Regions from separate parts of the Homo sapiens genome. Here all the other regions are linked to region 4. The links are chromatin contacts, found by Hi-C or POLR2A ChIA-PET in ENCODE. All regions are on one chromosome and are shown on one strand. Each heading gives the region's core, a stretch centred on a gene start or an enhancer-like site at or near the end of the contact. The rest is flanking DNA. Distances are from core to core; before and after follow the strand shown. Region 1 holds the start of KIFC3 (kinesin family member C3). Region 2 holds the start of CPNE2 (copine 2). Region 3 overlaps NLRC5 (NLR family CARD domain containing 5). Region 4 holds the start of CCDC102A (coiled-coil domain containing 102A). Region 5 holds the start of RSPRY1 (ring finger and SPRY domain containing 1).

Region 1 (4,432 bases), core at 1,931-4,430, 270 kb before region 4:
TATGGGCATACCACCGTGAACACACCTGATCTTGTCTGAACACAAAGATGGCGCTGCTAGTCCCTGCCTGGGGATGGGGTGGATGTGGGCGTGGAATTGCAGTGTTCTGGACACTGTCTTCTGTCTGGCCCTCCCTGAGACAGCTGTGCCTCTGCCAGAGTTCGGCAGGAAGGGTCAAGGCTAAGGCTGAACCCAAGAGTCCTCCCTCAAGGGTTTAGGACTTCAGTGTTGGAATGGCCAGGTTTCAGCAAAACTTGCACCTTTCCCGGGGCCAGGAGAGTTGGCAGCCTCCTATGCAAATCATCAGCGAAGTTTCTGGGTTAGAAATGACCTTGGAGTTGGTACGTAGTTCCTGATGACATTGTACATTCTTAAATTCCAACAACTGGGATGGGCATGGTATGGTGGCTCATGCAAATAATCCCAGCACTTTGGGAGGCTGAAGCAGGATGATCGCTTGAGGCTAAGATTCTGAGACCAACCAGGGCGACAGAGCTAGACCCCGACTCCACACAATATTCTTTTTAAAAAACTGAGTCATGCTGGGCACGGTGGCTCATGCCTGCAATCCCAACATTTTGGGAGGCCGAGGCAGGGGGATCACTTGAGGTCAGGAGTTCGAAACCAGCCTGTCCAACATGGTGAAACCCTGTCTCTACCAAAAATATAAAAAATTAGCTGGGTGTGGTGGTGTGCGCCTGTAATCCCACTGCACTCCAGCTTGGGTGACAGAGCGAGCCCCCGTCTCAAAAAAAAAAAAAAAAATTGAGTCAGGCACAGTGATTCACATCTTCACATCTGTAATCCCAGGACTTTGGAAAGCCAAGGTAGAAGGATCCCTTGAGCCCAGGAGTTTGAGACCAGCCTGGGCAACATAGTGAGACACCCCCATCTCTACTTAAAAAAAAAAAAAATTAGCTAGGCACACTGGTGTGTGCCTGTAGTCCCAGCTACTCAGGAGGCTCAGGTGGGAGGATCACTTGATCCCAGGAGTTCGGGGCTATAGTGAGCTATGATTGCATCACTGCACTCCAGCCTGGGCAACAGATCAAGATCTTGTCTCAAAAATGCAACAACCATGAAACAAGTAGTTTTTACGTTTCAAATCGGAGTTTTGCTAGAATTCCAAAAATACAACCTCCTTACACTTCAATTTCCTTTTTCCTTCGCTGGTGCTTTGATCTTAATAAGTTGTTATACCCATATGCATCTGATAGTACTGTGTGAGTACCTATTGGAGTCATAGCTCTATCACACACTGCATTTGTGAACAAACTTTCTGAGGCTCAGTTTCCTTTCCTGAAACACGGGTGTCCTGAAACAGTACTGGTGTTCATAGGGTGTTCAGGGTTAAATGGGATTTTGTTTATAAAGAGCTTAGTGCTGTGCCTGACACAGTGTTAGCTTCAATAATGGCATCTATTATGTACACAGGAAAAAAAAAGACTTCTAAAGTGTTGGCAGCATTTATCTCCAGTGTGTGGGATATGGTTACAATGAACATCTATTACTTTTGTAATCAAAGCAAAAGAACAATAAATGTTATTATTAATTTAAAAATCTGGCTTTGGCTTTGGTGGGAAGGACCTACAGTTAATGTCAATGTACTCAATCCCTGAGTAAGAAAAAGTCTCCAGTTTTGAACCAGGACTTTAAAGACATTCTGTCCTCCCCATCCCCCGCCCCATCAACTCATAGGGACTATAATCAAGGGAGATAGATACTAAATCAGAATTCTAGAGACATTTTGCCTTCATCCACCCTTGCGGTCCCCTGGATCACTGCTGTTTGGAGGGCAGGCAGAGGAATTCAGAGATCATAACTCCCCAAATAAGGCTTTCTCTCCCATTGGAAGGGTTCTCCAGTGTGGTGTTCAGCTGGAAATCTAACTCTCTAGGGAATGATTCCAGGAGCGTTACATTCACCCTCTATCAGGCCTTCACTGAGGAATCTCAGTTGTCAAATAAAGCATGCACTAGGCTGCTTCCAGCTGGGGGACTGTGACTGTCCTGCTCTGGCGTCCAGAACAATCTGAGGCCCAGGCCCTTGGCTCCGTCGCTGGTCGAGATTCTTGACTGGCAGCCCAGCGCCTGGGCGGCAGCAGGAGATAGAACCCACCTGGAGTTGCCCGACCCCCTCCAGTCCTCTCCTTGATCTTCTTGGGCCATCCCCTGACAAGCAGGAAGGGACAGAGTACCCGCCCTCCTGGGATTATCTGCAGAACCGTCAGCCTGCATGGGCTGGCTTCAGAGTGACTTGCTTTCTCCTCTTCCGCACCCGGGGGTGTGGAGAGTGAGGGAGAATATTGCTGCTGGCTCTGGAATAAAATGCTGCCTCTGTTTGGGAGACAAAGAACAGAGTGGCTCCTCCAGGTCAGCTGTCTCTCCCGGCTGGCAGGCCCCTGGCCTCCCCCAGGCCTCTTCTGAGGCTCTAGGTGCCCCAGTAGCAGGGCCTTCTGCAGCAAGGCCGGGAACTGCTGCACCATTGGTGTGTTTTACCTTAAGGGACTCCAGGCAGCTTCCTTGCTGGGAAGATATTCATTTGCTGGGGTGGGGCTGGGGGTGCAGAGGTAGGAAGTGCTGTGGCTAGAAGGCGGCCTGGCCAGCGAGTAGGTGGTGGAGCGAGTGAGAGCGTGTGCGCTGTAAACAGTGTGAGTGCATGTGCGCCAGCGCGTGCAAGGACACGGTAAGGGATGTACATGTATTGTCTCGTGAGTAAGAGCTTGTGTGTGTGTTGGGATGGGAAGACACGTACTGGTATGAGAGCCCGCGTGAGAAGTGTATGTGTGAGTACTCGCGTGGAAGTTTTGCACTCGGGTTTGAGGCTGTGCAAAAGTACGCATGGCTCACCAGGTGTGGGGCTGTGTGGGCTGCCTCGTGTGTGCCAGCCCGTGTGCAGGCCTGTTTTGTGAGAGCCTTCAGGGAACGCATGAGCACGTGTGCCAGTGCGAGTGCGGGACGCGGGGAGGCGGGAGAGACCGAGTGGGAGGCCCCGCGAAGGAGTGGGAGTGGGAGTGGGAGTGCCGGCGGGAGACCTGCGGGGGCGCGCCCGGGCTGACGCGTGCGCGCCAGTGCGCGTGAGTGCGGGCGCGCGCCGCCGCCCCCCGCCGGGGTCGGAGCCGGTTGCCATGGGAACGCGCCGCGGCCCGAGTTAATCATTTCCTGTGGAAAGTGTGCGGGAGGGGCGCGAGCGGGCTGGCCGAGGAGGAGGCGGCGGCGTGGAGCTGCCTCCTGCCGGCGGGCCGGGCCGGGCCGAGCCCCGGGCGCTGCGGCGACGCCTGGATCCTGCCTCCGCCAGGCCGGTGAGTGGGGGGCCCGGGCGGGCTGGGTGCGAGCGGGGCGCTGGGCTCTGCCCGGCCCGCCGTTTGGGGCGCCGCGTCCGGGCCGGCCCTGCCCTCGGGACCCCTCTGCCCGGACCCGCTATGGGCGCGGGGAGGGAAAGGCCCGGGAGACCCAGCCCTGCGAGGTCCCCTCCAGCGCCGTTCAGCCCGAGTCGAGGACCTTGCTGGGAGCTGGGCACAGGGGCGGCGTGTCCCACGGGATCCGAGCAGCCTCGGGACCCCGTTTGGATTTTATTGAACGAGAAGAGCGCAGACCCTACCCGGGATGGGCTTGTCAATCGGCGCCGCCCTCTCCCCTTCCTGGCGTCTTCCCCACCCCCAGGGCTCCCTGGAAGGCTGCCTTTGGGTCCCTCCCACCACGTCCCTTGGGGAGTTCGCTTTTTCCCTGGCAGGGCCTGGGGCGGGGTGCGCCCGCCCAGAGGTTAGGAAGAAGGGCCTTGGCCGGTGCCCTCCGGGCAGTGAGGAATCGGGCCATTGACAGCCGCAGCAGTTGTGAGGGTCTCAGCAGGGAGGGCGATCCCAGGACCACCCCTTTAAGCCCAGCATTGCTAGTTAGAGCAGAACTCTGGCTGGTGCAGTGAAGGGCCTGGTCCTGGGAGATATTAAAGAGGAAGCTGTGTTTAATTAAATTCTGGAGTACCATTTACTGCCACCCAGCCCCCACCTCCATACCCCAACACTGTCTCAAGATTGCGGGTTGTGGCCACCCCTGGTCTTTCACCTTCCCCGGCTTTTCCTCTGCCTGAACAGGGTGAGCACCCATTCTTTCCCAGACGTGTATTCCCCATGCCCTTGTTAGAGTAGCCGTCTCCTTGACCAGGGAGAGTCATTTGCTAGGAATGCAGTCTCAGAATGGGGCCCTGCATTTGCAGTGAGTGGACTTTAGGGGCACAGGGTGGTGAGTTCTGCTGTTCACAGGGGCACCAGGGAGCAGAGGGTTTGAAATCTAGGTTGCCCTGGAAAGCCCAGGATAGATGATGGTGTGCAGGGAGGTGGCATTCCCTGTACAACTTCCTTGACCTTCTGCCTGCTCTCCCAGGGCGACCAAGCCCTGCTTGCTGCAGTCTCTGAGCAGCTGTCCAGCCTGTCCCC
Region 2 (4,540 bases), core at 435-2,934, 440 kb after region 4:
ATTTTACAGACAGAAAACCCCCCAAGTCCAAGGGGTGACAAGGCACGCAGACAGGAAGTGACGGCCGCAAAACGAACCCAAGCGTCCACATCCTTCGTCCCTGGTTCTTTCCATGGAGAAACCTGCCTGGGTGACCCCTTCCAATCCAGCTGGCTGGGGCGGTCCTGGAGCTCACCTGGACCTATGCCAGGCGGAATGCCATAAAACCACGCCTTCATGCTGTGTCCATTCTCCAGGAGGCAGGCCCCGGAACATCAGCCCATTTCACAGATGGTGACCCAGAGGGCCACAGGGGGGGAGGGTCTGGGCCAAGTTCCCTGTTGGTCATAGGTGGGGTTCAGACCCAGGTCTCCCAGGCCTCCCCATCAGGGCAGGCTGCAGCTGCCAGGGATTACAATCTGCGCACACCGCCTGTTTCCTGAAAACCATGGGCTCCCTGCAGTCCGTGAAGCTGTGGATGCCCAAGGGGCAGAAAAAGCCCCCCAACCTTTGATGACAGCACACACCTCTAAGGGAGCAAAAAACTAAGGCAGACAAAAAAAAGGGCGTTTTGTCTGGAAGATCATTCTTCCAGACCCCTTGTCCCTTCCCCCAGTACATATGGGGCAGGGGATTCAGATGCAAGATGAACACCCTATTAGCTACCAGAGCCAGCAGCATCTGTGACCTTGGGCAAATCACAGCCCCCTTTGAAGCAGCCCCTTCCCCATAGGAGAGCTTCTTGAACTCGGGGGGACGTGGAGCGAGGCTGGGGGATGGGGTGGGAAGAGCAGGGAAGAGGGTGTAAGACCCCTCTATTTTCAGAGGAGCATCGCTGTGAGAAACGGGGAATAAGAGAGGGCCTTGTTCGCCCGCTCTCTCCATGCCCACCCCCACACCCCCTTTAAACACACAGGTGCCAGACAGCTTTTTCGCAAAAACTAGTTTGCAAACACACTCCGACTTCTGGGAAGCTGCCCAGCTCCACTCCCCCTCTGCGCTCCCAGTACCGGGGCTGGGAGCCGGCCCTCCGGCAGTTGCCTGGGGCAGGGGGTGGGTGTTGAGGGGTGGGAGGAGGGCAGAGGGGAGCGGAGAGGAGCCAGCGCCCGCCGAGAGCCAGGGCGACCTCACGCCTTCAGCAGCTGCGGCAGCGGCGGGTCTCCACCTCCCGTACGCCCTCCAAGCCCCTCGGGGCGGGTGGAAGGGTCCCCAAAGCAGCTGGGCTCGGACCCCCGAGGGCGCCCCCCTCCCCAGGGACCCCGCCCGCCCTTCCCCGCAGTCCGGGAGCCGGCGGGGCGCCCCCGCGTGGCCGGGTCGGAGCTGAGTCACCGAAGCGCCGGAGTCCGGGTTCGCGCTGGCGGCGGGGGCTAGAGCGCCGCAGCCCCCCGAGGCGGAACCCGGGTTCCTTCGGACCCGCAGCTGGATCAAAGAGCCCAGCCCCAAGGCCGAAGTTGGGCACTCACGCCAAGCTGCCCCGCCTGCCCGGGCCCCACTCACCGCAGGTCCCGCGGGCGCCACCGCCCTCACCGCACGGCTGCCGCTGCCCGCGCTCCGAGCCGCCCGGGCATCCCCGGGAGCTGCTCCTGCTCGGCCGGGCCCGCGGGCGCGGGACAGGCTCAGGGCGCTGCCCGCGCGGCCACGGCCCGCTCGCGTGCGCTCCCAGCCGCTCGGGGTCCGGTCCTCCTCCCGGGCCGGGCGGGCGGGCGGCGGCGGCGGCGGCGGCTCGGGCTCCTCCCTCCGGCCGAGGAGGGGAGTGGGGAGGGAAGTGGGAGGCGAGGCGGGAGCTTCCTGGAGGGGCGCGCGCTCTCCCACGGGAGGAGCGGGGGCGCTGTCCCGCCCGCAGTCCGCCGCTCCCAGCCCGCGCCCGGCGCGCCGCGGCACTCGGGGCGCCTGGCACCGAGGGGGCCCGAACGTTCGGGCCGAACGCGAGGGTCCGAAGGTTCCAGGCTGGGACTCAGGTGGCTGAGGATCGGAACAACGCGGCTTCGCGCCCTCCCCAGGCCTGCTTTGCCCGAGCCTCTGGCACCTCCGAGTTCCGAGCGCCGTGCGCTCAGGGCCACCGACGCGGGAACAGAGGGGTGGCCTCAGCCCGGGCCTGCGGGGCCCCAGGGCCGCTTGGACCCCCAGCGCCGATGGGAGCGGCGCTGCGCCCTCGGGGCAACACCCAAGGCTGGGTTCTGGGTTGTATTGGGCAGGATTAGGGCCGCAGTGTTTTCTTCCCTTTTTTTTTTCAATAGCAAAAGAGCTCGGCATTTTCTTGCCGCCAGAGATTGGAAATATGACATATTTCTCTGACACAGACGATAAGATAAAGACGGATCCGAACTGGGCCTGGGTCTACTCATCCGTGCGGAAAATTAGGCGAGTCTTTAAGGCCTTGGAGCCCAGGCCTCCTTTTCCCTAGAAGAGGCACCAATTCTTAGGACACTTGTCTGTCGCTGGGCGCTCAAGCCTTTGGCCACTCCGCGGTATTTAGGTGCTCTCTGGGCAAGTTCACCACCGGGCATCAGAAGGCTGAGCCTCACGTAACCAGATTCTGGGGGGCGGGGCTTTCCCGGGGATCTCAAGGCCATGTCCACAGCCCTTGGCCCTGGGGCTCAAGGACTGGGCAGCTGAGGGTTAATGCCGAGTGCTTCCATTGTGGCTTTTCGATTCCAGGCAGGTGAGGGTTAATGTGGGAGCCTCGCGCGCTGCAGCCTGTGAGCCTCCCTCCACGTCTGAGTCACTGGCACTTTGCAGCCTTACAGGGGCCGAGACTAAACAGCCCCCGGGGCTCTGAGCTTTGTTCTCTGCCTGCCTGTCACCCATCCATCTTTCCTTTCTCCAAGCTCTCTTCACCTTTCTTCCACCGAAGCCAATCAAAGCCCTCTGCCCCGCTCTGGGGCAAACCAACCTATCAACCCAACTCCAGCCCCGCTTCCTCCAGGAAGACTTTCCTGATTGCTCTGGCCTCAGAATCTGTCTCTTGTCTTTCCAGCAGCAGGAGAGCCAGGCACTGGGATGGACAGTGGTGAACCAAAGCAGATAGTCTCTCTCAAGTTGCTCACCTGTGGGGGCCAAGATCAGGACCCAGGCCATCATATCACCATATGAAATGTGCAAAGATTGGAGGTAGGGTGGCACAGAAGACCCAACTCAGCCATGGGAGTCAGCGAGGCTTCCTTTAAGAAACCTGAAGGATGAGATAGTTGGGCCTGTCAAGGAAGATACTAGATCCCTAGCCAAGGAGGCAGAGTACAAAGGCCAGGGGTCACAGCAATTCCACTCCTAGATATCTACCCGGGAGAAATGAAAACATATGGCCACACAAAACATACACAAATGTACGTAGCAGCATTATTCATAATAGCCAAAAAGTGGAAACCACGCAAATGTTCATCCACTGATGAATGGAAAAACAAAATGTGGTATATCCACACAACATAGAATATTATACAGCCATAGAAAGGTACGAATTACTGGCCAGTTGTGGTGGCTCACACCTGTAATCCCAGCACTTTGGGAGGCCAAGGCGGGCGATTACTTGAGGTCGGGAATTCAAGACCAGCTTGGCCAACATGGCAAAACTCTGTCTCTACTAAAAATATAACAATTAGCCAGGCGTAGTGGCAAGAACCTGTAATCCCAGCAATTCGGAAGGCAGGAAGGAGAATCACTTGAGCCCAAGAGGCGGAAGTTGCAGCCAAGATTGCGCCACTGTACTCCAGCCTGGGTGACAGAGGGAGATTCCATCCCCCCTCCAAAAAAAAAAAGAAAGGAAAAAAAGAAAGGTGGGAAGTACTGATACATGCTACAGTATGGACAAACTTGGAAAATATTATGCCCAGTGAAAGAAGCCAGTCTCAGACAAATATTACATGGCTCCATTTAGATGAAATGTCCAGAATAGACAAATCCACAAACAGACAAAGCAGATTTGTGGTTGCCTCGGCCGGGGAGTGGAGAATGGGGAGTGATTGCTATTGGCAAAGGGTTTCTTTGGGAGATGATAAAAAATGTTCTAAAGTTAGATTCTAGGCAGAGTGCGGTCCTGCCTGTAATCCCAGCACTTTGGGAGGCCGAGGCAGACAGATTACTTGAGGCAAGGAGTTCAAGACCAGCCTGAGCAACATAGTGAGACCCCACCATCTCTACCAAAAAAAAAAAAAAAATTAGCCGGGTGTGGTACCTGCCTGTAGTCCCAGTTAGGAGGCTGAGGTGGGAGGATTGCTTAGGAGGTTGAGGCTGTGGTGAGCCATGATCACACCACTGCACTCCGGCCGGGGTGACAGAACAAGACCCTGTATGAAAAAAAAAAAAAGTTAGATTATAGTGATGATTGCACAACTGTAGGTATTCTTAAAACCACTGACTTACACACTTTAAAAGGACAAATGTCATGGTGTATGGATTATATCCCCATAAAGCTATCTTTAAAAAAAAGGCCAGGGATCAGGAGAGCCCTGAAGAAGTTGATTAAGGCCAAGGATCCATCACAGGTTGATTCTACATGCTTTATCCTCATTCCACACCCAACACAAGACTGCAAAATGTTAAACGAAGTCTTTCCCTGCCCAGGTGG
Region 3 (3,787 bases), core at 1,018-3,517, 500 kb after region 4:
TGAGGCCATACTTATTCATTCATTTGATCATTCATTCATTCAGTGGACGCCCATCACATGCTCTGCAGATCTGGTACTGCCCAAGGTGCTGAGGATGACAGGTTGGCATGAAACTGGTGGACAAGGGGCCCACGTGGGAGCAGATGACCTGTGGGATGGGGGACAGGGGCAGGGCTGGGGGCGGAGAGGCACGCTCACCTGATGTCCAAGCGGAAGAGCCACTGCAGAGTGGAGAAGCACCGAACCAAACCCAACACGGCATCCAGGGACAAACCGTTCTCACTGAGGCTGGAGATCACAGGGGTGGCACAATGGAGGTCACTCAGGACCCAAACACATCCTCTTTGTGGTCAGGGCACAGGGCGGGGGAGGGATCCCTGGTTCCAGATGACGGAACCCACTGAACCCAAGATGGTCAGAGAGCACCCCTTGCAAGTCCTCATGGTGGAGATGGGGAAACAGAGTCCTAGAGAGAATCAAGGTCTAGCCCAAGGTTATGAGACATGTTGGTGACAGAGCTGAGATGGGCACCCAGTGGGTCCCTCGGTCTGTGATGGATCTGAGGAGTGCTTTCTGGCTGGAGCTGGGCCTCCTTTTCTCCACCTGATAAGGGAGGGGTGGTACCCAGGACAAAATGAAAATGCAGGGTCTCTTGTGCAGAAAGCAGGAACAAAGTGTCTCCTTTCTTTCAGGGTCTCCTGTCAACTTGTTATTGTTTTCTATTTACTATTTAATGCTACACTCCCCTCCCACGGGGACACTGGTAGGGCGAGTGTGGACCCTCACAGCACCAGGTCACGAGTCCACACTAATAAGAAGGTCACATGAGGACATACTAAAACCTCCAGTCTTCATGTAATTTGCCTGCAATGGTTAGACCTTCCTTCCTTCCCAGGTGCAGGCCCTGAACAGGAACCAAGGCAACTCCCTTCCTTCCCAGCATTGCACAAAAACAGGGTGTGAGCAGGGGGTCCTTAGGCCCCAGCACTCATTTCAGAGATCGTAGCCACCAACAGAGGCCACGCCTGCAATTTATGTATTTACCGACTGGGAACCAGGGACTCGGAGAGGGGATGTAACTTGCCCAGAATCACACAGCAAAGCGTGTTCACAGAGACAGCCTGGAATATAGGACCTGTGACCTCTCCCCTGGGCTCCTCTGGCTTTGGCCCAGAAGTGCCTGGGAGGAGGGGGTGCTTTGTGAGCCAAAAGCACCAAGGGCATTTAGGGATCAAGAACTCTGGTCCATTGCAGGCAAACTTTGGGGATTCCTCCTACACACTCTCTGCCAGGTACTCAGGGATCCTTGGCAGCCCTGGGCACCCTGCTTGAGTGTCCTCTCTGGTACAAACCCTCCCTGTCTACCCTGACCATACCCCAGCTAACAGCCCCAGCCCCTCCCGGCACCCCAGGGCCAGAATAACAACTGCCAGCCGTTAGTCATACTTCGCACCCACACCTGCCCTCCCCAGGGTGGCCTCAGAAGCCTGTTCAGAGATGCGGAGACAGGTTCCAGAAGTGAAACCTTGAATCAGAAGTGGGATTATTGAGTCACAGACTCTCTGAGTAAGAATCATCTATTAGCTAGCCTTCACCGAGAACTTACATTGTATTAGGGGCAATTTTCATGCATTTTCCGATTTAATCTTTACAATAACCCCAGGAAAGAGGGGGATGGGACAGAGAATGCTCCCCCCCTGCCCCAGCCTCAGAGGCTCTGCCTAGCGGGCTACTCACTTCAAGGACTGCAGAGCTCCCAGCCCTGGGAGCAGCTGAGCCAGCCGGGCTGCACCTTCATCCCCCAGAGCATTGCCTGAGAAGCTGGGGGTGGGGAGAAGGGAGGGGAGAACATTAGCAGGTGGGGAGTGGGTTGCTGGCAGCATGGTCCCTGCATTCCAGTTACTCAACTTCCTGAAACTGGACACAGCCCTGGGCTGCCAGGCCAGATCTCAGCAGATCTGGCACGGGCAGCTGGGGTCTCCCCCAGGTTCTTATTCTGAGGTTCGTGGACCTCTGAGGGACCAGGGGTGAGCCTCCGAGCGTGTCAGACATGGGGGATCTGTATCTTGGGAGGAAGAGTCACAACTTTCACCAGATTCTCCAAGGGGTTTCTGACTTCAGCAGGGAAAGAACAGTTGATCTAAATCTTAAAAACCAAACCCAAACACCAACACTAACTCACTGTAATTGGCCCCACCCACCCACCTTCCAACACACAAACCACTCACTCGAGGTGGAGGTGACCGAGGTGGCAGCTTCCTCCCAGAGCCTTGCAGAGCTGCTCTAGGTGCTTTTCTTGGAGGCCACAATGTGTCAGCCTGCCCAGGGACAAAAACACAGTGCTGCATGCCCCACTGAACAGAGGCGGGAAGGAGCCGCTTTCCCACCCCCCAGACACAGAGGCAGAGAATGAGGCTTGCAGGAGAGGAGGGACTGGGATGTATCTGGCACCTAGACAGACGGACAAAGAGGGACCAACACACACGACACCCACAGGATGTCACATATAGGCAGAGGGTGGGCAGAGACACAGATGGAAGGAAACCAAGGCACAGAGACCTCAGAGAGAGAGAGCAGATCAGAGGAAGACAGATAAGACTGAAATAACAGTTAAATAAACTGATAAAACAGAAATACACGATGAGAGAGGGAAGAAATGAGAGAAACAGGCAGAGGGACAGAGGGAGATTAGGACAGACAAAGACCAAGAGAGAAGGGGGGAAGAGTGCTGATGGGAGCCCCCAGGCCCAGGCACCAGGATCATGACAGAAGGAGCCCAGTGCTCCCCTTCACCTCTTTTCAGAGTCTCCACAACCCCTCAGCTGCTGGGGGTCAGGGAGCTAAGGGGAGTGGGGTCTCCTGGGCTTGGGAAGGTGGTTGACGGGGCTGCCTTGTGAGCCCTGTCTGGGGTGGGCTGGGCAGGGGAGGTAGGAGGTAGGGAAGCCAGGCCATGACCCCTGGACACAGCAGGTCAGGTGTCCTTCAGGGAGCATGTGGGGCCTGGGCACAGGTTTGGGAGCAGGCTCTGAGCAGGGGAAGGGAGGGGGCTGGAATCACACACAGGGCTGGAGGCCATCACTGTACCTCATCCTTCGGGAGCTCAGAGGCAGCTCAGAGGGCATCTGGAGCATGAGGCTGTCAAGAAATGCAGCCCTGGAGGGACATCACCAAGGCCAGGCTGAGCAAAGGCCATGTCCGCCATCTCCAGAATCCATCCTCAGCCTGGCCTTCCACCATCGAGCCCTATCCTCCACCTAGAGTCAATCAGACCTTGGTGCCAATTTGGCTTCTCCACTTCCTGGTTGTGTGACCCTGGACAAATCACAGCCTCTCAATGGGAGACTGTATGTGAACTGCCTTAGTTTGGTGCTTGGTGCATACATGGCAAGTACTCAATTGACCTTGACTGCTATTATCATTAATCTCATCCTCCTCCTCATCTGTGCTTCAGAGATGTCAGCCCCAGCTGGAATCGAGCCTTCAGTAGTCCAGACTCTACAGAAGAGATTGTGGGTGGGCTCCGGGAGCAAAGAGCTGAGTCTCTACCCATGCGCTAGGCTGGGGCAATCCAGGACCCTAATGGGTCCTTGTGTGAAAGGGATACAGAAGTTCCGACCAGGACCAGAGCTACAGGCCAGGCAATCCCCTGGGTTTAAGCTGGAGGGCTCTAGTCTCCCGGAATCCCCCTCTGGCTACCCAACTCCTGCCCTGGCCTGCTGTCTATATCCTACACACTGGGGCTCCTTTCAGGCACCATGAGAGGCGGAGGTGGTCTGGATTTGGACCC
Region 4 (4,348 bases), core at 119-2,618:
GAGCCTTCATTTCCTCAGCTGTAAAATGTGGATGCCCTTGTCCTCTGAGTACTCAAACCCCACATACATCTCCTATCTATCTCTGGCTGGTGAACAGACGCTTTCAACATTCAGCCACGCATAACAAATACAAAGCAAATGAATCGACAAGTGAAACTGCCAGTCTTGCAACGTATGGGATTTCATGAAGTTGGTGGAAGCAAAGCAGGAGAAATGGAACAGCCGCTGCCCACAGAGAAAGGGAACGTCTGCAAGGGAAGTGACCCAGACCCGAAAAAAGGCACTGGACTATCAAAGGATTCAGAGTGATCCTTGAGTTTGAGGAAGCTCTCAAATATTTTTGCAAAAATGAATCTCTTACTGCAAAAACCAGTTCAGAAGGGAAGGATGCTACATACTCAACTATTACAAGAAAAAGCAAGACTTCCAGTGTTAACATCTGATTCATTCTTGGTTCATTTTAAGGCGTGCGTGGTTGCAATCATAATCTAAACTCCGTTAATCACGGGGTAAAACTAATTTATCTTCGTAATATTTAGCTTCTTTTTCTAGGTAAAATCCCAATCAGGCCAGGTTTTCCCCACCATCTTGGTGAATTGTTGGTCTTCTTTTAAATAGATTCACCTCGGGGGCCTTCCAGGGTACAGGATGTAGTGGGGAGTCCTCCAGACGCCTGTCCCGGCTTTCCAGTCAAGACCACAAACATCCTACCCCCAATAGAGAGAAAGCCCCAAAACAGCTGGGCGTCCCCGAAGGCGAAGTACCGTAATTCCCCAGGGCCTGCCAACCACCATCGCAATGCAGAGAAAAGTCTCCGCCCGCCGGGCCGAGTGCTCCCCGCGCCCCCCACCTCTTAACAAGCGCAAGGTTGCTTTCGTCAACCCTTCTGTTGTACAGAAAGAGAAACTGAGGCCCGATGGGCACAGACTTGTTGGCCCACTTCCACTCGGTGGCAGAGCTGGCCCAGGGAAAAATGCAGGTAACAACAGTGAAGACTTGGTAAGCTCGCTCCACGTGCCGAGCTGGGACCCGCGGTGGCCGTTTCTGCTGGGGGCGCCTAGTACGTAGTTGGCGCTGAGGAAACCTGAACCAAGAAAGCCGAGCCCCCCCGCAACTCTCGGCCCCTCACGGGGGTGGGGCCTCCGTTGGGGTACGGCCCGCTCTGCAGCAGAGCCCACCGCCCCGGCCCGCACCCCTCGCCCCGAAGTTAGGCTGGAGCCCCCACCCCAGCAGCTCGGTGGGCCGGGGTCACAGCGGGGCCGCAGCCTGCGACCGCTTCGGGGGCCCCGCCGCTCCCCCTGCTTCCCCTCCCCCCGGGAGGGAGGAGGAGACTCCGCGGCCCTCCCTCGGCCCCTCCGGCGGCGGTCGCAGCTGCACGGTGCCCGCTCTACCCCGCCGCAGCGGCTGGGACGTACGGAGCCCGCAAGTCCCGGCCCGAGGTGAGCGGGGGCGGCAGGCCGGGGGGCGGCAGGCCAAGGCGGCCCGGGAACTTGCTCCAGGCCGCGCGCCTTCCGCGGGAAGGAAGGGGTTAAGTTGTGGGGCGTGCTGGAGGAGCAGACACAGTCGGGGCGCCCGCGGCAACCCCCGAACTCAGAGCAGAACTTTCTAGACGCCTCCCCGGCCTCCCTCAGCCCCCGGAACCCCAGGTCTCCGGTGGGGAGGGGCCGCGGGGTGATGGGGGAGGGGAGGCGCCTCCGGAATGCCGCGGCCCGGGCCGGACGGGAGGGGGCGGCGGGCGGGGACGGAATTTGGGACTCTCCCGGGGGACCCAACGTGGTCGCCATGGCGAATGCGGGATGGACGGGCGGCGCTGGCCAATCAGAGCACGGCGCCCTGCCCAGAGCCGCGGCGACTGCCAATGGGGGCCATGCGGTGGGGTGGGCGGGACCGCGCGGCGCGGGCCGGGAACCCCCTCCACCCTCCGCCCGTCGCTAGGTGGAGCGGGGCGGTTCGCAGGGCCAGCGGCTTGGGAGGGGTCGACTAAGTGAGGACTAAGGCGACGCAGGGCTGGGGCTTCAGTTTCAGTACCTTAGGTGGGGGTGGTGTCCACCTTCCCACCCCCGCTCTCCCAGGGCTCTTGTGGGGGTTGGATTGGTTTGGGTTCGGGAGGTCTGCCCACCTGTTAGAGCGTTCAGGAATCTTTTTAGTGCCTCTCCCCATCCTGTAGGTAAGGAAACTGAGGCCCAGAGAGGGCAGGGACTTGCAGATATCACACAGCATATCAGTGATGGAGCTGGGACTAGCGGGATGTCTGCTGTACAAGAGTGAAGAGTTCACGGTGTTGCCGAGAGGGGTGGGGCTGGGGTCGGGGTGGGGCTGGGTCCCCATGAAGGTTCACCCCACCATTCCAGCTGTGCGTATCCACTTGGCCTGGTGCCTGCAGACCCCATCGTGTAGGTGCTCTCGGGGGCATTGTGCCCCTCAGGTGGCTAAGATCCAGAAGAGGAGGCATCCCATCACCAGCTCCCTACTCTGGCCTTGCTGCTGGTCCGCGGTGTGGACACAGACACGTAGCTGTCCCTCTGGGCCTCAGTTGGTCCATATGTAAAGAAAGGAGTTCAAATCAATGATCCAGGCTGTCTCTGTGGCTCCTCAGTCTAAGATGGGGCTACCTGGGAATAGGCCAGGGGTGCCTACCCCTGGGCTTAGGTCCAGCCTGGAGGCCTAGCCGCCATCCCTTCCTTTCCCGCCAGCCAGCTCCCCCCAGAGGTCCTGCAGCTGGATCCTGGGCAGCAGGTCACAGGGACAGGTGCCCGCAGTCTGTGGGCTGACCAGCCTTGGGCCCTGCACTTATTCAATCAGGCTGTCCTCTGTGGTTTCCCACTGGGCTCTGCTTTCTGTCCACAGCCAGGCCTGTGGCCATGGGCTTGTCCCAGGGCCCTACCTGAAAGGCTCTGGGAGGATCTACAGGGTTTCAGAGCCGGGGAAGGGGTTGGGGCACTGGGCTCCCCATCCCTTCAGCTGGCCCCTGTCCAGGCCTTGGCATTGCTCATTCCTCTCACTGATATGGAGAGACCCATCCAAACATGCTGAGGACAAAACACAACGCTGTTCCCAGTGGGTCAATTAGGCTTCCCCAGGTAAAAGGTGGGACAGCCGACTTGGCCGTGAGATGACCTCTTATTCCAACCCTGGCCAGACAGGCTCAGATACCTACCTGTCTCAGAGCCTGGCCACCGACTGACTCCTGATCTTTAGGATGACTCAACCTTCCCAAACTCTGCATGGTCACAAGGGTACCCCTAAGAGTGGTACCACCTTCTTAGGGGTACCTTCCATCCATCACGCATCTGCTGTATGCTGGGCCCTGTGCTGATGCCCTCGCTCGTGGACTTCAAAGTAAGGCCTTTGCTGTAGAACACGGAGGTGCCTGGTGCTTTGGGAGCATACTCTGTGCAGAGAGGTTAGAGAAGGCTTCCTAGGGGAGGGGACACTGGAGGTGGGTTTTGAAGGATGTGTAGGAGTTTGCTGATGAAGGAAGGAGAGATATTCCAGACAAGTCCACAAGCAACAGGAACCACTGGGTCACTTTCTGTGGGCAGGGCTGATGAGGGCCTAGCCTGCAGCAAGTGTCAGCTCAAAATATTCTTGTTTCTGTCCTGGAGTGAGCTACCAGTGAGCACAGCTGTGGGGCTGGGGTTCAGGAGCCCTGATGGAAGCTCTAAGTGGCACAAGTGTCCCATCTGGATGAGGGAAGCCTGTACTGCCAGAAGAGAGATGGCAGCTTGCCAGGCTTGGCTGTGGGAGGTTGTAGGGCTGTGGTCCCCAGGTGGGGGTGGGGTTGGGGAGATCAAGGCATTTCCTGGAGTTGGTGGCAGCTGAACTTGAAGATGGGTGGGGGTTTTGGAGTCTGGGACATGGGCATTTGGAATACAAACCCAGAGACTTAAAGCAGTAATAGACCTGTCTGGCTGTTGGGAGGCAGGACAACGAAGGGTGGGGTAGGAAAGGCTCCCCGGGGCCTGTGGTGGCCGGTCCCACCGTGACCTGCCCCTTGGTGGGGCAGTATGCCAAGGGAACAGGAGGCCACGCCCCACGCACATAGACACCCCATGGCAAGAGGGCATTGAGCCTGGTGGAAGGGGCGGGCAGGGCAGCTGGGGCATCTCCACGACTGTAAGCCATGCTCTGCGCTGCTGCTGCCCCTCAGTGAGTGTGTGCGTTACCAGGGCTGTGTGTGAGTGTGCACGTTACTGGGGCTGCGTGTGAGTCTGTGCATTACCGGGGCTGTATGTGTGTGTGTGCACGTTACTGGGGCTGTGTGTGAGTGCAGGTCCCTCGGGCCATGTGTGAGTGTGAGTGTTACTGGGGCTGTGTGTGAGTGCGGGTCCCTGGGGCCATGTGTGAG
Region 5 (4,403 bases), core at 1,285-3,784, 350 kb after region 4:
GGATCACAAAAACAGAAAATTCAGAGCAGTACAAAAATTACTTCGAAAGGCAGACACAGTGGCTCACGCCTGTAATCCCGGCACTTTGGGAGGCCGAGGCAGGCGGATTACAGGACGTCGGGAGTTCGACACCAGCCTGACCAACACGGAGAAACCTCGTCTCTACTAAAAATACAAAATTAGCTGGGCGTGGTGGTACATGCCTGTAATCCCAGCTACTCCGGAGGCTGAGGCAGGAGAATCGCTTGAACCCAGGAGGCGGAGGTTGCAGTGAGCCGAGATAGCGCCACTGCACTCCAGCCTGGGCAACAAGAACGAAACTCCGTCTCAAAAAACAAACAAACAAAAAAACCAAAAACACAACTAAATTACTTCGGAAAAAATCCCATATAAATTGCCCGATATTTGGAAAACCATCTCTAACAAGTACGACGAACCAAACACTAGTAAAATGTCATACAGGGACACAAGTCTCTTACAATCTCATAGAGGGATCTACAAAGCAAGATACCATCCCAGGAAATGATTGCCCGATATTTGGAAAACCATCTCTAACAAGTACGACGAACCAAACACTAGTAAAATGTCATACAGGGACACAAGTCTCTTACAATCTCATAGAGGGATCTACAAAGCAAGATACCATCCCAGGAAATGCAAAGTCCACATAAGGGGAAAAATAAAGAGAACCACTGTGCAAGAGAAATTTAAAAGCAACTTCCAACATGCCTCATAATCTATAGTCTAGGGCTACCACAACAACGCATAGTATTCGTGGAGGAAAAAAGGCAGTCTTTACAAATCACAACTGAGGGAGAAAGTATGATATTCACTGCCTGTAGACATCCAAAAGCCATGCATATATATATGCAAAAGGGGGAGGAGGTTTACAATGTTGAGATCAAATTACTTAGAGGAAAATTTCAGCTGTTAGGGGAAAATAATTCCTGAAGGAAAAGATATTACAGTGGTAACTCCTGCCAGCACCATAAGAAGTTCAAAGTAAATGAAAACTCTGAGAGCAAAAGCTGGAAATCCCACCATCCCCATCTAAGCAGGGTTTGAAACCATGGGTTTAGATCTTAATATGACCTAAGAAGCTGTGAACCTTGAAGCTTTCAGTACAATATGGCTCCCAGCACTCCGCAGGTGACAGACAACGACTGTATTAATCCCACCCCTTACCTCTACATACTACTTTACATTTTAGAAAGTGCCTTCACTTTTATTCCTCAACAGCAACCCGTTTGGTGGTAGAATCACACTAACTTACGTTCACGCAGCTTGTAATTTGTACTTTCACATACTGCGCTGGTTATTTTACAGTAGAGACTTAAGGAGGTTAAGTCACTCCACTAAGCAAGAACAGATGGTAGGTAAAGGGCCTGGAAAACTGCGGGATTCTACTCAGTCGATAACAGACACTTCTAACCCTTCAAAGTTCAAAGTACAACACTCCAGGGGGAGCAACCTCTCTCAGAGAACTATACAAGACAGGACCTCGGAGTCTCAGCCGACCGCCTCGGTCTCAGTCGGTTTCCCTCCCCAAAGACGGGGAAAGTGAGGCAGCAGGAGAGACAAATGCCTAATTTGGACTCACGCAAGGGGTGTTGGTGGGATAGACTCTCCCCACCCCACTCGGGCAATAAGCCCGGAAGCAGTTGGATCCTGTGTCTGGGACACCTGGTCGATCTACAGAGAGAGGGAATAATTCCCGTTTCCCTTTCACTACTCCCCACTCTGGCTTTCCTGTGGATGGAGGTGTCTTCTTCCCATCACCGCCCAGAAATCCCCTCTCCCCAAGGTCCTTACCCAATTTTCAGCTCCGGCTTCCGTAGTAGGACATTCCGCTAGTTCTAGCTCCTGCTTCCTAGCCCCATTCTCTCTCTATCCCAAGGCGTTTCTAAATCTCCCCGGGGAGGTATGCCTCATCCGTGCCACCTAGACCGTAAACTCCACAAAAAGAACCCTCCTAAAGCGTCCCTTCATCTACCCTTTCTATCCCGGGCACCCCTGAGTAGGTCAGGACCCCATCGGTACCAGGAGCCACCCCAGGAGATAGATAGCTGCCTCTCACCTGGGCCCTGTTAGCCGCAGCCTCCTCAGAAGGGCGACCCCCAAGAACCTCTTCTGGTGAGGACCCCCGAAAGAGGGAACACCCTCTTCTAGGAACCTCTTCAGATCCCTCAAGCGCGGGCCTCGGTGGAAAACCTCTCGGCTGTTTCTCAGGTTCTGACCAACGCCACCTCTCTCCCGGGCCCTTTCCAGAGCCTACCCCGGCCCCAGTCCGGTCCGCCCGCCCCAGGCTCGAGCGGCTGTTCCCCTCCCTCACAGACGTCCCCAACCCTCAGACTCCCTCCCGTTCCGCGTGCCCAGGGCTCAGAGCAGCGCGGTCGGGCTGTGGCACTGACTTTCTCTACCTCCCGGGCCCACCGGAGGGAGGGGGCGGCGGCGGCGGCGCGACTCCTTTGTGACAGGTCCGAGAGAACGGCAAAGATGGACGCGAGGCCACGGCGCTGCCATTACGCGCAGAGCCCACCCCCGCTTCGTACCGCCCCAGCCCTCCCTCAGTCCCCTAGGAAACGCCCCTTCCTCGGTGGCAAGCCCTCTCCTTGACAGCCAATCACCTTTCAAAAATCGTGTCACGTGATCAGCGGGACCGGCCCGCCCTCCAGGCGCAGACTGGCCAGTCCTCATCCTGAGGCGTGAATGGCCCAATCAAGTCTCTCCGGCTCGTTTTCAGGGTACCGGATTTCCATCGGGCTCCCGGGGAGGAAGAGCTCCGCGGATTGGGTTACGTCGCCGGAAGTGGGGCGGGACTCTATTGTGGCGGTGAGGAACAGGAAGCCCTGAAGGGTCAAAAGAAATACAAAAGCAAAGGCTATTTTCTTTTTTTTTTTCTTTCTTTCATTCATTCCTTCCTCTGTTTCTTTCTTTCTTCCTTTCATTTTTTTTTCTTTTTTAAGAGCGAGCGGCTCTGCGGTGGCGGTTTGGGGTGGGCGCCGCCGAGGTGAGGTCGTCTCGCCTCCCGCGCGCCGGTAGGTGAGTGCGGCCTCGGTCCTGGCCTGGCGGCGACACCTGGGTTCCAGCTTCCTTACGGAAGAGATGAGCTGCGGCTGCTGTTAGGGTTAGGGCCAGGCCTGTTCTCAGTCCGCGCACCCGCTCCTTGTCCGGAGTAGCCGAAGCCTGGGGCTTGCGGGCCCAGCCTGAGGGGAGCTGAGGGTGCCCGCGGGAAGGCATCTGGGTCGCGGCGAGGACCCTTTCAGGCGGGCCCAACACTGCCGGGCGTTTAATGGGGTTTCCCCAATTTTCTGCTAGGTAGGGCCACCCAGGTTTCAAGTGAGTAGCAGGCTCCGTTCCAGAGGTCTTGGAACAGGTCCAGGTTACTCACTCGGATGTGCGGCGTCTGGTTGGAAATGGTTGAATCCCAGAATGGCAGTGCAGGATGGGAAGCACATTTATTGTGTGCCATGTACCAGTTGCTGTGCCAAGCGAATTTTCTATTACGGAAAACAAGCCAGCTGGCCCGTTTTGCAGAAAACTTAAGAAACAAAGAGAGTTGAAGCGTCATGCTTGAGAGTTGGTGGTCCTTGTGACTGTCAGTCCACACAGAGGAAAGGGGGAGACCTGTTTGTTCGTAGTCGTGGTTCTTTAATGTTAGTGGAAAACAAGATCTCCTGGGGCCCTTTTAAAATGCAGTTTCTCAGACTCCCGCACGCTCGGGTAGCCCGACTGGTTAGTTCAGGAGTGGGACCCAAGAAGCCAGATGCGAGCCTGGTGATCGGAATTCCCGATGACCTCTTGCCTACCACCTGTGACATAAGATTTGTCGATTCATCAGTTATTTGGTGTATTCATGTGTCCACAGGGACACCATAAAATGGAAGGCACCCTTCTGAAATATTTGAAGGGAATCAGTGGGTAGACTCCTTTTTGATACAAAGTATTGAGCCGACAGCAGCTTTTACAGTCTTTTAGTTAGATGACCTGCGAACAATTTGTAAGGATCTGAAAGTAGAGGCTGCCCGATTATCTTTCTCAACTGAAGTCTTCATGTCCTTACCCTGTGGGGAAGTGCTTCATGATATAAGAAAGGAATAATTGTGTCAAAACCATTTAGTTGATTATCAGTCTTCACTTTCATCTTCCAAGAATGGTGATGCTTGGTTAGAATCAAGCTGCTGCTTTAGCTATTGAAAACCACGTATGTGGTAAATCAAGTAACAAGTGCGATGTACGTACAGGGTCAGTCATAGTGTAATTATGCCTTTATGGCAGCTAAATTAAGCATTTTCAACGTGTTCACCATTAGTCACCTTTTGAACATACTTTGTCTTCATTCTTAAATATTATGTTTCACTCTTTACTATAGAATATGTTGTTAAGATTGTTTTGTCTAAAAT

The links. Hi-C counts contacts between places; a loop is a spot of excess contacts on that map. ChIA-PET counts read pairs that join two places held with the same protein, here RNA polymerase II (POLR2A). Pooled maps may share reads with other maps.
Region 1: a pooled map shows a loop between it and region 4 (2.9-fold over the local background). The contact joins the promoter of KIFC3 here to the promoter of CCDC102A in region 4. A Hi-C loop is called at or near these places in 1 of 168 maps with a recorded cell type or tissue (naive thymus-derived CD4-positive, alpha-beta T cell), 2 of 37 single-sample maps with no recorded cell type and 9 of 50 pooled maps. POLR2A ChIA-PET finds 5 or more read pairs at or near these places in 4 of 52 experiments (BJ, T-cell, activated CD4-positive, alpha-beta T cell and 1 more).
Region 2: a loop to region 4 is called in a map of ascending aorta, with 2.5 times the contacts of the local background. The contact joins the promoter of CPNE2 here to the promoter of CCDC102A in region 4. A Hi-C loop is called at or near these places in 1 of 168 maps with a recorded cell type or tissue (ascending aorta) and 4 of 50 pooled maps.
Region 3: a pooled map shows a loop between it and region 4 (5-fold over the local background). The contact joins the enhancer-like site here to the promoter of CCDC102A in region 4. A Hi-C loop is called at or near these places in 8 of 37 single-sample maps with no recorded cell type and 7 of 50 pooled maps.
Region 5: a map of B cell shows a loop between it and region 4 (7-fold over the local background). The contact joins the promoter of RSPRY1 here to the promoter of CCDC102A in region 4. A Hi-C loop is called at or near these places in 7 of 168 maps with a recorded cell type or tissue (B cell, CD8-positive, alpha-beta T cell, GM12878 and 4 more), 11 of 37 single-sample maps with no recorded cell type and 20 of 50 pooled maps. POLR2A ChIA-PET finds 5 or more read pairs at or near these places in 5 of 52 experiments (B cell, CD4-positive, alpha-beta T cell, GM12878 and 2 more).

The regions. Positions count from the first base shown.
Region 1 is chr16:57,801,239-57,805,670 of GRCh38, reverse strand. It overlaps KIFC3 (kinesin family member C3), which reads left to right and starts at 3,180. Exons shown (of 20, transcript NM_001130100.2): 1 at 3,180-3,301. RefSeq lists enhancers at 2,207-2,883, 3,561-4,237.
Region 2 is chr16:57,089,727-57,094,266 of GRCh38, reverse strand. CPNE2 (copine 2) reads right to left here and starts at 1,684. Exons shown (of 16, transcript NM_152727.6): 1 at 1,477-1,684. RefSeq lists silencers at 1,193-1,602, 1,663-1,712, 1,823-2,072, 2,093-2,162.
Region 3 is chr16:57,040,016-57,043,802 of GRCh38, reverse strand. NLRC5 (NLR family CARD domain containing 5) reads right to left here. Exons shown (of 49, transcript NM_001384950.1): 17 at 3,085-3,153; 18 at 2,229-2,318; 19 at 1,738-1,821; 20 at 199-288. Among named protein-coding and RNA genes, the nearest start is that of CPNE2, 51 kb to the left of the region's middle. RefSeq lists enhancers at 1,551-1,650, 1,921-1,970. Within about 2 kb of position 2,267, at least 9 of the 41 ENCODE cell types and tissues checked have a DNase peak (open chromatin) inside an H3K27ac peak, as active enhancers do.
Region 4 is chr16:57,533,591-57,537,938 of GRCh38, reverse strand. It overlaps CCDC102A (coiled-coil domain containing 102A), which reads left to right and starts at 1,368. Exons shown (of 9, transcript NM_033212.4): 1 at 1,368-1,439. It also overlaps a transcript of ADGRG5 not described here. RefSeq lists a silencer at 1,126-2,075.
Region 5 is chr16:57,184,460-57,188,862 of GRCh38, reverse strand. RSPRY1 (ring finger and SPRY domain containing 1) reads right to left here and starts at 2,534. Exons shown (of 15, transcript NM_133368.3): 1 at 2,412-2,534. PSME3IP1 (proteasome activator subunit 3 interacting protein 1) reads left to right here and starts at 2,824. Exons shown (of 7, transcript NM_024946.4): 1 at 2,824-3,042. RefSeq lists enhancers at 1,194-1,838, 3,150-3,199 and a silencer at 2,240-2,449.